Regions from separate parts of the Mus musculus genome. Here region 2 is linked to region 1. A link is a loop called in an ENCODE intact Hi-C map of the cell type or tissue named here. Cell type or tissue: heart. All regions are shown on one strand. Links, peaks and the distances in the headings refer to the core of each region. The heading gives the core; the rest is flanking DNA. Region 1 overlaps Usp13 (ubiquitin specific peptidase 13 (isopeptidase T-3)). Region 2 overlaps Usp13 (ubiquitin specific peptidase 13 (isopeptidase T-3)).

Region 1 (8,329 bases), core at 73-8,072:
TGGATGATTTCTGGAGCAGCGCTCTGCAGGCCAAGTCTGCAGGGGTCAAGTGAGTAAGACAGGCTGTTGATGGGGAAAGAGGGGCCTAGTGAGTGAGGTAGGGGCCGAAAAAGGCTGGGGAGGGGCGTGGGTGTTCTGAGAGTCCTCGAGTGCTTGTTCATGAGGGTGAGATGGGTTGTGATATACATCTGTAGCTGCCCTTCACTTCACTTGCTAAGGCTGACCAGTAAGACAATCCTGTGATTTGGGTTATGCTCTAGGATTAGGAGTGTCCACCTCTTTTTTTTTTTTTTTTTTTTAAATAAAGCAGAATTATGGTTTATTTTGTATTTGTAGTTGAAATATTTTTCTTTTCCTTTCCTTTCCCTTCCCCCTCTCTCCTCCCTCCCTCCCTTCCTTCCTTCCTTCTTTACTTCTTTCCTTCCTTCTTTCCTCCCCTCCCTTCCTCCCTCCCTCCCTCCCTCCCTCCCTTCTTCTTGCCAAGAGAGTAGAGTAGGGTTGAGAAACACCCTTATACCCACATGGCAAGAATGATTACTGGTAAAGAGGTCACAGAATTGCTTTTGGCAGCCTTCCATATGTAAATGCCAGGGCATTATCTTGTAATCTTATGGTTAAGTTTTAGCACAGGCCTTGGTTGATTGGGAAGCCTTGGGCATGCCGGGTTGGCGTGAACCTTTGCTTGGTGAGCTGCTTACGCCTGAGTCAGGAGATTTCTCATGCTCATATTGTGAGCCTGGTTGTCAGGCACATGTATTTTCTTCTCTCCACTTGATACCTTAATTGATTTGATTCTGACAGTTCTTGCCAAAACACTTCATATTGCCACGTGAGTTGGGGAGAGAGTGCATGTAGAGACATAGAATAAAGGGCTCCTGGGAGCTCTGTGCACTCAGTTCTTTGTCCCTCTGTTTTACCTCTTTGTTAGGACTTCATTCGTCTGCTTTTTCTTTCTCTACAACCCCTTTCAGTGCTGGAGATTAAACCAAGGTTCTATAGATGCTCAGTGAGCACTCTATCAGTGAGCTATATTCCCAGCTCTTGGAAGCTTGTTTCTGAAATGTTCTTTGGCCCCTCCTTTCAAGGGTGAGACCTAGCTCTCAGTTGACAGAGTGAAGGATGGAGCGCTATGGCTGCTTGTTTTTGGCTTTTTCCCCCGCCCTGCAGCCTAGTAGCCAAGTCTGCTGTCAGTTGCTGTATGCAGCACCTGCAGGACCCTGCTTTGCTTCAGACCAGACTACAGGGCATCAGAAATTGGAAAACAAAACTACCTCATAGAAATACATCTCAGTGCGGGAGCTCCTGCTTAGTGCTTGTGGGGGAGTGGGGGTGGGGGTTAGGCTTGATTTTTTAAACTACACAAAACAAAACAAGGCCAAAACCTGGCCCACAACCATGTCAACGCAAAATCAAAAACAAAAACAAACAAACAACCACCACCCCCAATAAACCTCCAAAATAACAAACCAAAGCAAAATAAAACAAAAGGCCCCATTCTTATTTAAAAAGTTTGAGAAGGTGCACATGCAAATGAGCATTAATAGCATTCATTCTGTTATCAGCTGTCTTTCCTTAGGTAAGTTTTGTTGCAGGAGCTGTTGAGTGTGTGTGTGTGTGTGTGTGTGTGTCTTTGTCTCTGTGTGTGCATGCATGAGTGTGCATGTGCCATGCGTACAGGCACACACCTCTTTCTGCTTGTGGAAGTCAGAAGACAACCATCTCTCACCTCACTGAGGGAGCACTGGGTGACTGAGATATATCACTGCCTGGCTTTACATAATTTGGGAGTATCTAAACTCAGATCCCTAAACCTGTGAGGCGAGGTCTTCATCCAAAAGCCGTCTCCTCGGCCCCTATATGCTTGTTTCTATGCTCAAGAAGAATTAGTGTTGTATCGCAATTGTTATTATCTAAAGTAACCATCCTTTAGAAAAGAAGGCTAGAGCTACTAACATACCTACTACTTACTGCCTACCTAGGAGCTTGGGATGAACCTGCTATCAACTGTTTTCTTTCCAGACTACTCTTGTGTTTTGAGACAGGGTCTTGCTGTAGCCCAAACTCCCACCCATCAGTTATCACATTTAATATGGTCTTAGCAGTGCGGGGTAAGCTCCAGTGGTCTCCCGCTTTAGAGATGGGGCAATAAAAGGAGAAGCAGTTGTCCAGTAAGTGGCATGCTTGTGAGATTAAGCTGGTCTGATGGCACTCAGGGATGGCACTTCTATCCTGGGTTTACCCACGTAATCCACCGAGTCCACATACAGCCATGCTTAGCAGTCCTTATGTACTTTATAGTTTCAAATGCTTGTTTTGGCATTTGGCAAAGCCAGCTAGTGAACTTCTGGGGATTTTTTAGTTTTAATTTATTTTTTATAATGTAGGCTGTGATGCTGCTGGCATTTTGTTAATGTCAGTTTGAACCTTCCTTTTGTTAGACCCTGAGCCCGAAAATCCAGAAAAAGGCAAAAGGCTTGTATCCTTGGTGACCAGGTGGGGTAGTGCATACCTGTGATCCCAGAACTTGGAAAGCTGAGGCAGGAGGATTGGCAAGCTCATGGCCAGCCTAGACAACAGAGAGAGTTCAATATCAGCCTGGACAGCATAGTATATCTCTCTATTAAAAACAAACAAACAAACAAACACAAAGAAAGAAAGAGTGGGCTGATCTAGGTAGGCCTATAAGTCAGGATGGACCAGACATAATGGTTCTTTACATCAATGCTTCTCAACATCGGGGTTGAGACTCCTTTTGTTGAGAGAATGACTCTTTCACAGGTTCAAATATCAGCTATTCTGCATACCAGATAGTTACATTCTGATTCATAACAGAAGTGAAATTAGAGTTATGAAGCAGCAATGAAATAACTTTTTGATTGGGGGTCACCACAACATGAGGAACTGTACTAAGGGGTCACAGCATTGGGAAGGTTGAGAGCCACTGCTCTAAAACGATCCTGACAGGCTGTGTCAGGGAAGCCCGGTATTGTTTGGAGCATCCATTTACCTACCAAATATTACAGCTCATTCTAGGCAGAGTGCTGGACAAGACCCCACTCCTGTCCAGTGTGGCTGTGGGGAGAGTCCCACTTACACTTTGTCACTTGGGAGAGAGGAGCATAGTGTGGGCCCCAGAGCAGACTCTCTCCATCAGCTGGAATGTGACCTTGGGCAGCTAACGCTCCTGCCAGTGCCCCTTTTCCTATCTGTAAAGCGGGGATAACAGAAGGGTTTTATTTATAGAACTGATGCCTAAGGGAGCTGAACAGAATAGATGCCTTGCATGTACCTGTCAGCAGCTGTTGTCACTGTCATTATTGTGATCTTTTGTGAATGTGTGTGCGCATGTGCATGTGTATTTGCTGTGGGTCATGAGGTTTGCATATAGTTGACTAATGGCATTTTTGGTGCACTTACCAGAAAGGGGCTAGTACTCTTTTTGACTTAGCCAATTTTCAATGCTGTGGAGTAGACCATGTTAGTTATTGCAGCTTACATTGTTTTTTCATAATAAGATGTCTTCATAACATGTGAGTCTTAATTGTAATGAGTGAGCAGTGCTAATAGACATTGTACAACTGCCAACCCATTTGCAAAGCCCAGTTTAATATTGTCAGATTTAACTGTAACTTGATGTCCGCGAACTCCTGTTACTGAGTGGAGATTCTTATTGCTCTTGAGACAAACCTGAGATATATGTGGAACAAAATGCAGTGTGGTTGAGTTTAAGATATTTTTGAATGGTTGGTAGTTACCCACTACAGAGTCATTCCTTAATTGTTCCTCCACCTTCTGTCCCAACCTCCAACTAATCCACTGCCCATACCTTATTTTCACACAGCTCTTTAGCATAGAGTCAGCAACTTTCCTGGCTCCAGAGTCACCATTTGCATACCATTGATTTAATGAGATTACCCCAGATTTGATATTAATGTGAGAAGGTCTGGGCAGAGGAGAGGCCTCAGTGGTAAAGACTGCTGCTTAGGAATGAGAGCTTGCCTGTGTGGGATCTGGTGTGGCTTGTGCAGAAGCAGAGCACGGTGGGCATGGCTGTAAACATGGTACTGGGATGAGGACAGGGGCACATCCCGGGCTCCCACTGGCTAGCCACTCTCATCTGAGCTCCAGGGACAGTAGAGACTGTCTCATAAAAGTAAGGTGGAGAGTGAGAGAGGAAGAAACACACCCACTGATTGTTGACCTTTGATGGACACATACATGAGCATCTCTCTCTCTCTCTCTCTTCTCTTCCCTCTCTGTCTCTCTCTGTCCCTCTCTGTCTCTCTTTGTCTCTTTCTGTCTCTCTCTCTCTCTCTCTCTCTCTCTCTCTCTCTCTCTCTCTCTCTCACTCTCACACACACACACACACACACACACATACACACACATACACACTCACACACTGTAGCTGAAAGATAACTTTTTTCATTAGTTGAAAATGCTATAATAGCAGGTGAATTTTGTTGACTTTCTGTAAACTGGAAGTCTTGGCTTCATTTAAATGAGAATGATATATATTTAGGCTTCTCAGGCAGCCAGAGAACCCAATTGGAGGGACTGTACGTTTCTTCAGAGAGCCAGGATAATCCTAGATCAATCCCTTTGCAAGGCTGAGCTCTCATAGTTGCCTTGCATTGAGGCCTGTTCTCATCTACTGTCCTTCTGAGGGAGAACTTGAGACAGAGCAGGGAAGATACAGGTCAGTGACAGACCAGTTCAGTGTCCGAAACTTTAGGGATGATGGAATTCACTCCACTTCCTCAGTACAGTACAGTCTGGTGTGTCAAGGGGTTTTCACAAGGGCGAGAAAGCACTGAACAACCCTGACAGCACATCCACGAGTAAGATCATTTCCAGATGTAAAACGAGCCTCAGAGGGGCCAGAGATTCCCCCGGATCTGGAGTAAATTACGAGCCTACTGAAGACTTAAAGCCATACTTCTCTACTCTTTGCCCATGGTCAGCCCTGTGCTGTGTCTACTATTCTGCACCAGAGGGCAGCAATACATTGGAGTTTGTTCAGACCTAAAAAGATGTGTATCAGATAGAAGGCAATGGCTCTAATTCAACAGTGAGGTTTGGAGGAGAAAGCTCGGAGCCTTCTATTTTAAAGGGGACCTATTGTACCATCTCTGGCTCATTGTCTGTACATGATTTTAGCCCAAAGGCTGGGAAACAATGTGGCTCTTTGTCTGTTTACATAGACAGGCAAATAGAAAGAGGTGCTGGAAAGACATAATTGGTGACCGAATGAGTGGGATTCGGGCACTGAGAGGCATGGATTTGATGTGCAATTAGAACAGTCAGTGTGTGCATAAAAGTGATAAAGCCAAGCCTAGAATACTCTGTATTTCAGTTTGAAGTGAACTCAGAATTAACTCAGTGTTAATTTAAAAATGTCAAGTTCAGGGGCAGGAGCACTTGCCGCTCTTGCAGAGGACCAGGGTCTGGTTCCCAGGACCTACATGGTGTCTCATAACCACAGGTAGCTCCAGTTCCTGGGGACATGACCTGCTTTTCTTAGGTCTGTGGACACAGACATGGTACATATACACACGTGCAGGCAAACACCCATACACATAAGCTAAAATCTTTTAAAAGATAAGGCTTAGGTTTAGATAGAGAGAGCTAGCTATAGGACCCGTGCTACCCGGGATCCTGGTATTCAAAGAGACTCTGTAATGGTCAGCCTCAACCCGAGTTCTGGCAACCCTCCCTTGCACCAGTCCACTGCTGTGAGACAGTGATGCCCAGGAGGAGTGAGGCTGGCTTCTCTGCACCACGTAGGGAATGTCACAGACATGGTGCGTGCTTGACTGAGAACACACACAGATACATACACAGGTAAAAACACTCCAAGAATGCTGGGAAATCAAGTGGTTTAGGCACACTTTCCAGAGCACTGCAGCAAAGCAGTCACTGTGAGATAGCTGCACCCAGTGATTACTGTGTCCCCAGTCAGCATTTTCTGCGGCAGAGAAGCCAGGGGGTTGGAGCGAGTGTGCGAGTACCGGTGTACTGACTGTTGGTTGGTTCCTTCTCAGGGCAGTCCTTGGCATTGCCAGGAGCCCCAGACAAAGCTGCCTGTGAGCCATGGACAGCAATAGCCTTTCTTTTCTTCCTTGTTTGATTGATCTCCTCCCCTTGTGTTTCCCAGAACTTCTCGCTTTGCCTCATTCCCTGAATACTTGGTAGTGCAGATAAAGAAGTTCACTTTTGGTCTTGACTGGGTTCCCAGAAAATTTGGTAGGTATCCTTTGCATGCTTTCGCTTAAACTATAGAGTGAGCCACCTAACCAGACATGGCATGTGAAAGAGGCTGTGGGAACGTCTGCCCCGTCCCTTCCACCCCATTGTTTCCTCTGTTACTCCCAGGTTTCTCTGGACCCAGAATCTAGGAGAAACACTACCATAAGAAACACCATATGCTAACCACACCCTCACCACTGAGCTCTGGGAGGATCAGGTTCTCAGAGGGGAAGTACACTCCTTGCGACAGCGCATCTCAGAAGTTACTGTGCACACAGGTCACCTGGGATCTTTGGAAAATGCAGATCCTGATTGGCAGGTGTAGGTGGGCTGAGCGACCATGTTTCTAACCTACCGCATGGTGTTGGCATTGACAGTCCAGACGCCACACTTGTAGTAGTAGGTAGCTGGAGGTATAACTTCCTCTTAGCACCCTTCCCTGCCTCTGAGATACAGCAGTACTATATGTATGTGATATTCATCTAAATCATACACATTTTCCTCCCAACCACTTGGAAACATTGGATTTGGACAGTTGATAGAAGGATGTGGTTTGGGCTTCACTGGCTGCCTTTTCATCAATACTCAAGGTCCTTGGTCAGTGTGGGAGGCCCATTTTCCAGATAAGGCATAAAGACCATTTCCTTAGCCACCAGGGTTGAATGTGAGCAGTCTTAAGTGACCTCCAGGCTTGTGCAAGGATTTGCATCTCACTCCGTGTAGCTTCTCTAGCAAGGACTTCAAACTGCCAGTCTCTTACAGACTTGTTTTTGGGCACTTACACAACAAAACGATGAAAGCCTTAAGAGTCATCCAAACACGGGTAGAAGGGGACCTGGAGACAGAAGGAAGAACAGCCAGCATGATTTCTGAGGAGGCCTGGTGCTGGTGGGCACAGAGTGCCAGTTTATCACCCTTTGTGCTGAGCTATTCCCAGTGCCCAGGAGACCCTTGATTTTCTTGCTGGGAGAGTTTAGGGAGCAGAGGGGGTCTGAGGGCAGGGTGCTGACCACTCTGTTCTCCACTGGCCTCTGAGAAGGTTGAGATACTTGAGAATTTTGACCCATTCAGGCTTTGGATTGCTGTGGACGGGGTTTTTGGTTTGTTTGTTTGCTTGCTTTTCCTTTTGAATTTTTGTGAAGGAACAAAAAGGAAGCCGGATTTTATTGACCAAGGTTTAAAGGAATCTCAAGGTAGGGCCTGGATTTTTCTCTTAAGGAACAGTTGTGTCCGTTTTGTGAATCTGACCTTGTGTTTAGTTTTACTGGTCCTTAAAATTTAACTCTTCTGTCTTAGCTTTTGTTCTTGGGTTATTGTTTCATTTATTTGTTTAGTTGTTTTTTTTTTTTTTTTTTTGAGACAGGATCTTATGTAGCCAAGGGTAGCCTTGAATTCACCTGTGCAGATGAGGGTAGCCTTGAACTTCTGATCTTCCTGCTTCCATTTCCCAAGTTCTATGTTTACAGGCATGTGCTACCATGCCCAACCTGCCTTGTTGTCTTAAATAGGATTTACATATTTGGCGTCATTTGGAGGCAGTTGGTCTCCAGGTCTGAAGGACAAAGCTAAGTTGTACTTAGACTCATTTCTATTCCTAGTTGCATAGGTTGCAGCACTGCCTTGCAGCAGCTGTTAGGCTTATAAATCTTGCATTTGAGCAAGTCGAATGTAGTGGCAACTGAGGCATGAGGGCTTTATTTTTCTCCCAGAGCAGCCACGGATGCTTAAGACACTTAAGGTTCAGCCAGGTTCTTTTGAGCTTTGTGATTTATAACTTAGCATCATCACAGTCACTGTCACCATTCGAGAAAAAGTATCAATTAGGATTTTCGAACTCAGATGTGCAAGGAAGGGGAAGCAGCACCCAGGAAAGGAGAGCTGCTGGGTAAAGGGTACACGAGCCACCCTCTCGGAGGGTTCCGCTGTGCCTTACGACATGGGTTAGGAAGATGTGCTTTTCCATAAGCATGCTGTTCATGTTTGGGGCAGTTCAGAGCAGTGGCATCAGTGTGAAATGGTCACAGCAGCCACCATTGTCCAGAACGGAAGCTGAGGGGAAGCTCAGACAGTTAACACAGGA
Region 2 (8,329 bases), core at 14-8,013, 86 kb before region 1:
GTCTTAAGCTGTGGACAGACTACAGACACTGGAAGGTGGCTTAACTCCTCAGGACACATGTACTGGCTAGTTTTGTGTCAACTTGACACAGGCTGGAGTTATCATAAGAAAAGGAGCTCCAGTTGAGGAAATGCCTCCATGAGTTCAACTGTAAGGCATTTTCTCAATTAGTGATCAAGGGGGAGAGGCCCCTCGTGGGTGGAACCATCTCTGGGCTGGTAGTCTTGGATTCTATAAGAGAGCAAGATAAGCAAGCAGGGGAAGCAAGCCAGTAAGGAACATCCCTCCATGTCCTCTGCATCAGCTCCTGCTTTCTGACCTGCTTGAGTTCCAGTCCTGACTTCCTTTGGTGATGAACAGCAGTATGGAAGTGTAAGCCGAATAAACCCTTTCCTCCCCAACTTGCTTCTTGGTCATGATGTTTGTGCAGGAATAGAAACCCTGACTAAGACAACACATAAAATGGCTTTCTCTATGGTGAACTGGTTGCTTCTCAAGCTTTGCTGGTAGACTGGTACTGGAGAGCAGGGGTGAGGACAAGTCGCTTGTTGAAACCGGTTTCCACAGATAGGCTCTGGGTCTCCATGTGCCAGTCAGTGCTCTAGAGGCTTCTTGTCCATGTACGTGATGAGTTCATGCGTGTTGCCATGTTCCTTGGGGGAGACTGGTTCTGCTTACAGGCTATGAATCATCCTATTTCATTATCTGTATTTCCGGGAAGATGACGAGGGTTTATAACCGATCATTTAAAGCATGGTGCCTGATAATGAGAAGTTTTTTCTTGGGGGACTTCAGCAGTTCACTGAGGATCCAGTGTTTTTTTTTTTTTTTTTTTTTTTTTTTTTTTTTTTGAGCACCTAACTTAGTGCCAGCTCACACATGTGAGAAACACAGTTGGATGGTGTCAAACAGAGCAAAGACTTTTGTTCATATGTGTTGTGGGGCTTTGTGGGGAAGGTCAAAAACAGTTACATTGGGGTGGGGGTGAGGGTAGACATCCTCCTTTCCGATTGTTTTGAAAAGGCTCATAGCTAAAGGTGATAGAAGATATTAGAATGGGTGGATATTCTAAGGGAGAGGAGTTATATGGTCCAATACGCAAAGCACAAATATCTCCTTCTTGTGTGCCTATAATGTATTGCAAAACAAAAAGGCCGATTTGGCAGAGTGTGGTAGTTTTCTAGCTGCTAACATAAAATCCCTACAGGAACAGCCACCAAGAGACAAAATTTAAGTTGGCACGTACAGTGCAGTCCATGTTAGAGGGGAGGGAATGGTGGAACAGTTAGTAGTGTGCGGCCACTTAAGGAAGCAGAAGGCTCAGGTCAACATGAGAAGCAGATATAGCCCCCAGTGACCCATTTCTGCTAGGCAGACTACACCAAAGGTTCTGTTACCCCACCTTTTAACAGTACTACCACCTGGGGCACAGCACAGGGTGGGGTGGGCAACAGGGATGGACTCAAATCATAGCAGCAAATAAGATGCAACTTCAGAACCAAGAAAGGAGTAGAAAGAGGATCTTGAATTCCGAAAAAGTACTTGAATATATAAATATATATATAAATCAATTATACATATATATGTACACACACATATATGCAATTTTTTTGTCTTGCTGGTGTCAGATGTCCCCATACACTTGAGCAGAGACCCCCCACAGTAGTAGGAGCTGGGATTTAACATGTTAACCTCATACCCTAACATTGAACCTGATCTTGGTGTAGGTCCTTATACATGTTAGACAAGTACTCTGCCAGTAAGCTATATCCCCATATATCTTTTTATGTCCTCTATATCTTTTTATAATTTAAAATAGGCTCTCACTGAGTTGCCAAGACAACTTACTTGAAATTATTCTGAACTCTGGACTGACCTTGAACTTGAGATATTTGTACCTTAGTCTCCTAAATAGCTGGATCACAGGTCTATGCCATCAGCCCAGGCTTAGCAATCTATTTTATTTTTAAATGAAATTATTTAATTGATTAACATGTGTGTGTGTGTGTGTGTGTGTGTGTGTGTGAGAGAGAGAGAGAGGGAGAGAGAGAGAGAGAGCGCTGGACCCACATGAGTCATGGCTTATTGTTGAGCTAAGAAGACAACTTGCAAACAGAAAAGGAATCTTTCCTCCTTGTCCATGGTGACACTTGACCACGAGTAAGAAATAATAATCCCTCCTGTCCAGTTGTCCCCTCGGCAGTTTGAATCCAGTGTTGGAAAGTAGCTATTGCAAAGCAAGGTTGGAGGAAGGCAGTCCACGCCTTTGTATTGTGGAGGCTCCAGGCCGTAGGCAAGTTCGAGCTCTGCAGGCTGTAGTAAGCTGGACAGGGTTAGACTCATCTCAGTACTTCCCAGGTCCTTCCTCTCCTCAAGTGTCTAGGACAGAACAGATGATAAAGGCAAGTTTGTTCCCCTGCCCTTTTGGTTTTGCCCAGGTCTAGCCTCCGGCCTCAGTGTGTTCAGTTCAATTCTCCTTGTCTTGGTTCATCTCATGAAGTCTGTAATGTTCTTCCTAGTGGAGCTGGAGGTCAGATACTGTGTTAAAAGTTTCGTGAGGTGCAGGTTGTGGGGATTGTGTTGAGTCCCACATCTACTTTGTGCCTTCACATACCCAACATGGCTCTCTCTGAGGTGGAGTTGCTCCTTCATGCTGTGTACTGTGTACTTTGTAGTCTAGTGAGGCCAGTTTGTGCTTCTCACTGTGCAGCAGTCATCTTCTTGTCTAATACTGCTTTCCCCTGGTGAGCGTTTATCAAGGATCCTTCTCATCTACTTCTGATTCCATCCTGTCCCCGAGGGCCTACGCTTATAGTCTATGGTGTATCCAGGCACCTGAACTTAGGTACCATTCCTTCCACACTGGCTTTCTTCCTGTTTATTTTATCCCTTTAATTCTTGCTTTTGAAGCATTTACTAGGTGTGAAGTCTTGGACTACACAGGGGCTTCTCTGTTCAGGGCACACTGCTCTCCTCCGACTGCAGAATGAGCTGCTTGTCTAGCCCTTGTTGTCTTAGCCATTGTTTGTTGCTGTTGTTGTTATGACAAACTCCATGACTAAAGCCCCTGTTGTGGTTTGTGGTTGAGGGCGCAGTCCTCTGAGGTGGTGGGACTAGTCATGGTGGCAGAAACTGGAGGAAGCTCATCCCCTTACATCCACAGGCAGGAAACTGGGAAGTGAACGCTGGTGTTTAGTTGCTTTTCTCCCTTTTTTAGTCTAAAATCCAGTGCCCTGGATAGTGTCTCCCCACCGCACTGAACCCAACCGAGACCCCCACCCTCTGCGGAGCCTTGGAGAGGTTTGTCTCCCAGGTGATTCTGGGTCCTGTCAAGTTGACAGTGAATGTTAACGGTCACCCTGGCCTTATCTTGGATCACTGCAAAGAGCAGGCTTTGGAAAAGGCAGCTTGTGTTGGCAGGCTGTCTCAGGGAAGGCAAAGGGATAGCAACAAGAAGGGAGGAAAGCCCTGGCTTAAGCCAACTGCAGCTGGTAACAAGCCTATGGGAGGGGAAGCTGTGGAATGCACCTCCAGTCTTCCACAGGAGGTGCAGAAGAGGGGGAGGGTATTTATCTTCAGACTCCCCCCCCCTTCCCCCTGCTGTGCGAGTGTTGATCCAGGACACACCCTCACTTACCAGCTCAGCATTTGTTCTGGAAGTCTTCTTCAACCCCCTAGGCTTCCAGGAGCAACAGCAGCTGAGAGGAGCCATTCACCAGCTCACATCTCCTTCCAGTAGCAGGACTTCTGTGGAGAAGGAACTTCTCCTCCATTTCCCAAGGTTCTTAGATGGTGACGTCATGCTGATGATTCTCTGTCTCCCCAGGAGTCTTTGTAAGATTCTATCGGAGAAGGGCTTGGTAGTCAGGCCTGACTTAGCTAACCAGGGGAGGCCTGTGAGCCCATCTACTTGTGGGAAAGCTTTGTTAGGGGTTTGGTGAATCTCCCTGAGCTTGTCCACCAAGTGTCACCATTGCCTGGAATGGTTAGAAATGAGAGTTTTGGGAGTTTTTGCTTCCCAAGCCAGATCTTCTGAAACAGACATGGCATGGGAGATGAGTTGTTTCATGTTTTAAAAGCTGGGGAGATGGCACAGTCAGGGCAGCAGTGCCTCCGTGCAATGTGCGAACCTGAGTTTGTGTAGAAGGCTGGGCATGGTGGCATGTGCCTGTCATTCCAGTGCTGGGGAGACAGGAGGATTCCTGGGGCTTGCTGGCCAGCCAGTCTAGCTAAATTGTCCAGCTCCAGGCTTAGGGAGAGATCTTGTCTCAAAAGATAAGGCGTGGAATGATTAAGGAAGACAGCTAACCTTTGACCTCCCCTTGGTCTTTCAGAAGCTCCTTAACCAATGACCTTGTTCTCCCTCCAGTCTGCACACGCTCCTCTGGAACCATTCTCGATGCCCAGAACTGCACAGGGCTGCTGGTCAGATGACTCTGCCTCGTCGCCTCAGTTTACCTGGCTGACCCATCTTTCTTGTGTTAGCTCTCAGGTGCCCTCCAGAGTTAGGAGTTCCATACCTCACCTCTGCCTGTGTTTTGGCTGTTTCAGCCAGAATACCTTCTCTGTCACCTCTCCCCTGGGTGACCCAGACATGCTTCAAAGCTGGCCCGGTGTTAACTGTGAGGACCCCTCTCCCCAACCTGGGCTAGGCTCTCCCTTTCTTTTTTTCCCCCTGTTTTTATGCCATTTCTTTTTCTTTTTTCTTTTGGTCACTAGGTAGAATACAGATTGTCCAAACCATGGAATATGTAAGGCCAGAATAGAGAATCAAAGGGAAATAACAGAAAACTAAAAGTTACACCATTTACAATAAGTCTGTGTTACTAATCCTGACTCTTTTTCTCTGATTGCTTATTCTTAAGACCCTGAACATAGGCTTTGGAATGAAAAGCATGACTAAATTACCAATGTGGTACTCTAATTTTGCTATACTATTGTTCACGTCCTAAGTTTGACCCTTAAGCTGCCAGGGAATAGTTAGTGTCTTGGGTGTTTTGTGTACTGTGATTCTAGATGCCTCTGGGGCTTTGTAGAATTGACCCCATGGCATTGCCCGGGGAGAGGACCAGAGGCCAGGCCTCTCCCGGTGCCACCAGGACTGTGCTGTCATTCATGTTCAGTACTGTGTGATTGGTCGCAGACCCCCTTATCTGTAGGCACAGTGCCTGAATAAGAACTGGAACTGTAATAATGACATGGATGTGATAGATCTGTGCATGCCCAGTACTGGCCTGCGGCAATGCCTAGGATGCAGGGTAGTGCGTGATTCCAGTGAAGGGAATCAAAACCTTTAGCTTCAGTGAGTAGAGTACTTGCCCAGTATGTACACAGCTTTGGTCTATTTCAAGAAATGCACAAAACTGGGTGCAAGTGCAAGCTTGCAGTTCCAGCACTAGAGAGATGTAGGCAAGAGGAACAGGAGTTCAAAATCATCCTCTTGCTTATATCCTGATACACAGTGAGTTCAAGGCCAGCCGGGACCACATGAAACCCTTACCCCACCTCCATTTTGTTTTGAGTCACTTCTCATTTAGACCCCACCATTCAGCCTGCAGTGGGGTAGGTGACCGTGGGGGAGGTGTGTCCGTGGAGGAGACAGAGGTCCAAGGGCAGGAGGAAAGTAACAGATCTCCATTCTACTTTAATGTGTCCATTATGGGCCCACCCAGCATTGGGGACTTTAAGGGACTTCTTCAGGCTTGTTCAGAGTCTGGGGTGTAACAGCGATGCAATGTAAGCTATGATGTGTTATGCAATTAGAGCTCCCCCTCCCCCAGAGCACTTACAGGCTATTTGATATGGCACTTAAAATGTACACTCGAAGATTTCAGGCCTGAGAACAAGCAGTGTGTCTGGCTTTGGCTCCGGGAGGTCCCACATGTGTAGCTTTGTTGGAGGAGGGTGTGAAGGTGTGGAGGTCTTTCATGTGTTTGAGATAGTAAATTCTCTTCTGGAAGAGCCGGTCAGCAGGGAGACTGGGTAGCAGTCTGATCCTTACTCTGAGTCTGATGACCTTGATGAGATTTGAACTGGTGGAGAGCTGGCAGTAGTGACAAGTGCCTGTGACCTTAGCACGAGGGAGGTGAAGCTAGGAGGACCAAGAGTTCAAGGTCAGCCTTTGCTAGGTAGGCAAGTTCAAGGATAGCCTGGGCTACATGAGACCCTGTCTTAGAACAAGACTAGGTTAGATGGGCTGGCCACTTAGCAGTGAGGGGAGAGGCTGGAGACAAGGTGGCTGCTCTTCTAGAAGTGAAATGTAGACTAGGCCTGGAGTCGGGGGTAGTTGGACACCCAGAGTTAAAGATCGAAATAGAAAGTTGCTTTTGTACTGGAGGACATCCCTTTATTAGGACAATAGCCGTGAGAATGGAGCTTGAGGAAGCAGGTAATGACCCAGTGGAGTCCCACAGCACATGGATGGAGGAGGATCCCTGGCCAGGGTCTGGGTAATGGAGTGTGTCAAAGGTGACCATGAAGAAGATGAGATGGGATATACAAGTGGGCTTTGAGTTTGTACAGCCTGGGAAGTTAGGAAGCAGGGACTTCAGAGGTCAGGGGATGTGGTAGTGCCTAGTTTGAGTACTTTAGACTTGTGAGGGACTGGCAACCACCTCTGTGCTCCTTGAATCATGTCACTTGTTTCTTGGAGGAAACAGTGCCCATTGTATCCTTGTCCCCTTTTCTCTGACTGGCTCAAGCTCAGAGAACCTTAGGCAGGAGCCTGGGCTAGTGCTTTCTCTAGAAGTTAGACATGTGAATAGGCTATGGTGTACCCAGCTGTTCTGGGCAGAATACATGTGACTTAAAATCATCCTGGAGTAGATTCGCCATGTATATAATTAGCTAGGAAGTAGAAATGCCGTAAAGGACACTTGTAATTGGCTGCAATTATGCAGACTCTCTCTTAGTAACACCAAGTGTCCTCCCCGCACTGGCTAATGCTTTGGGTGTGACTGGAGGAGGCATGGCCACCTGGCCATAGATGTCTATTCTCAGCAGTTCTTAGAAACAGGGTTGTTGGTCTGCTGAGGGGATCAGAACATTGATTGGCCAGGAAGAAAGAGAACAGAAGAACAAGATGTGAGGATGAGGGGGGACAAGGGGGACAAGAAGCTCATGTGCATGGCCACTTGGGGTTCACTGAATTGTATAGCAGGTCTCCAGCCTGAGGCTTTATGGTGGGCTTCAGTGAACGTGAATTTTCTCTCCGTTTGGACCCTGGACATAGCAGATGAGGGCACAAAGACCGAGGGGATTGACAACCCTTCAGGTAGTTCAGTGGCATCTTCCATGCAGCTCAGTCCATGGGGTCTTGGAAACTGGCTGAATAGAACAAGTTCAGCCAGGAGTGGCCACTTTTGAGAAGGGCACACCTTTCTTCTCTCTACAGGAAAGCCTGACAGAATGCCTGGCACAGGTACCTCTCTGGAATCCGGTGGCTGTCCCTGTCCTGCCCCCTGCCTTGAATGCAACAGCCCGGAAGGAAAAGCTGCTCTTTTTTTTTCAAGCCCTGGCAGCGACGGCTATGCTTGCCAACAGCCGCCCACCCAGCTCCTGCCAGCAAAATGACATCTGCTTCGCAGACACACTAGGCAGCCTTGGGGATCAGGCTAGCCTGGGTTCAGTCCAGCCCCTTCTTTCAGTTGCCATGTGACCTCAGGAGGGGCTTCATTTCTGTACATATGTGGGAGGTTTGAGTTCCCAGCTTAGGACTTGTGTTTTTCTGGTTCCTGTCATACCTGGCTTCCTGCTGTTCTGCATAAACCTGTCTTAGTCAGGGTTCTGTTGCTGTGAAGAGACACCATGACCATGGCAATTCTTTTAAAAGAAAGCATTTAATTGGGGCTAGCTTACACGTTCAGCAGTTTAGTCCATTATTAGCATGGTGGGAAGCATGGTGACACACAAGGCCAACATGGTATTGGAGAAGTTGAGAGTTACACATCTGGATCCACAGGCATCAGGAAGAGAGAGATACTTGGCCTAGTACAGCTTTTGAAACCTCAAAGTCCAACTCCAGTGACACACCTACCTCAACAAGGTGACACCTACTCCAATAAGGCCAGACCTCTTATTCCTTTCAAGTAGTGCCATTCCCCAAGGATTCAAATATATGAGGCCATGGGGGCCATTCCCCCCCCCCCTTTTTTTTCCGAGACAGGGTTTCTCTGTGTAGTCCTGGCTATCCTGGAACTCACTTTGTAGACCAGGCTGGCCTCGAACTCAGAAATCCGCCTGCCTCTGCCTCCTGAGTGCTGGGATTAAAGGTGTGCACCACCACTCCTGATGTGGGGGCCATTCTTATTCAAACCACCACTTTGGTTTG

What was found. Hi-C counts contacts between places; a loop is a spot of excess contacts. Peaks named below come from ENCODE experiments on the same cell type or tissue, not always from the same donor. Only the 100,000 strongest peaks of a DNase experiment are listed, where the experiment ranks them.
Region 2: a loop joins it to region 1, with 2.2 times the contacts of the local background. A loop is called at or near these places in 2 of 42 quality-filtered maps.

Annotation. Positions count from the first base shown.
Region 1 is chr3:32,905,416-32,913,744 of GRCm38, forward strand. Usp13 (ubiquitin specific peptidase 13 (isopeptidase T-3)) reads left to right here. Exons shown (of 21, transcript NM_001013024.2): 13 at 1-49; 14 at 6,158-6,246. Among named protein-coding and RNA genes, the nearest start is that of Gm34153, 62 kb to the right of the region's middle. In heart, for the core only: a CTCF peak has its summit at 4,995 (motif pointing right); no DNase peak of the experiment used is centred there; H3K27ac peaks cover 2,766 bases.
Region 2 is chr3:32,819,347-32,827,675 of GRCm38, forward strand. The region is part of intron 1 of Usp13 (ubiquitin specific peptidase 13 (isopeptidase T-3)); the gene reads left to right. Among named protein-coding and RNA genes, the nearest start is that of Usp13, 5.9 kb to the left of the region's middle. In heart, for the core only: no CTCF peak of the experiment used is centred there; a DNase peak (open chromatin) is centred at 3,415; H3K4me3 peaks cover 2,688 bases; H3K27ac peaks cover 3,470 bases.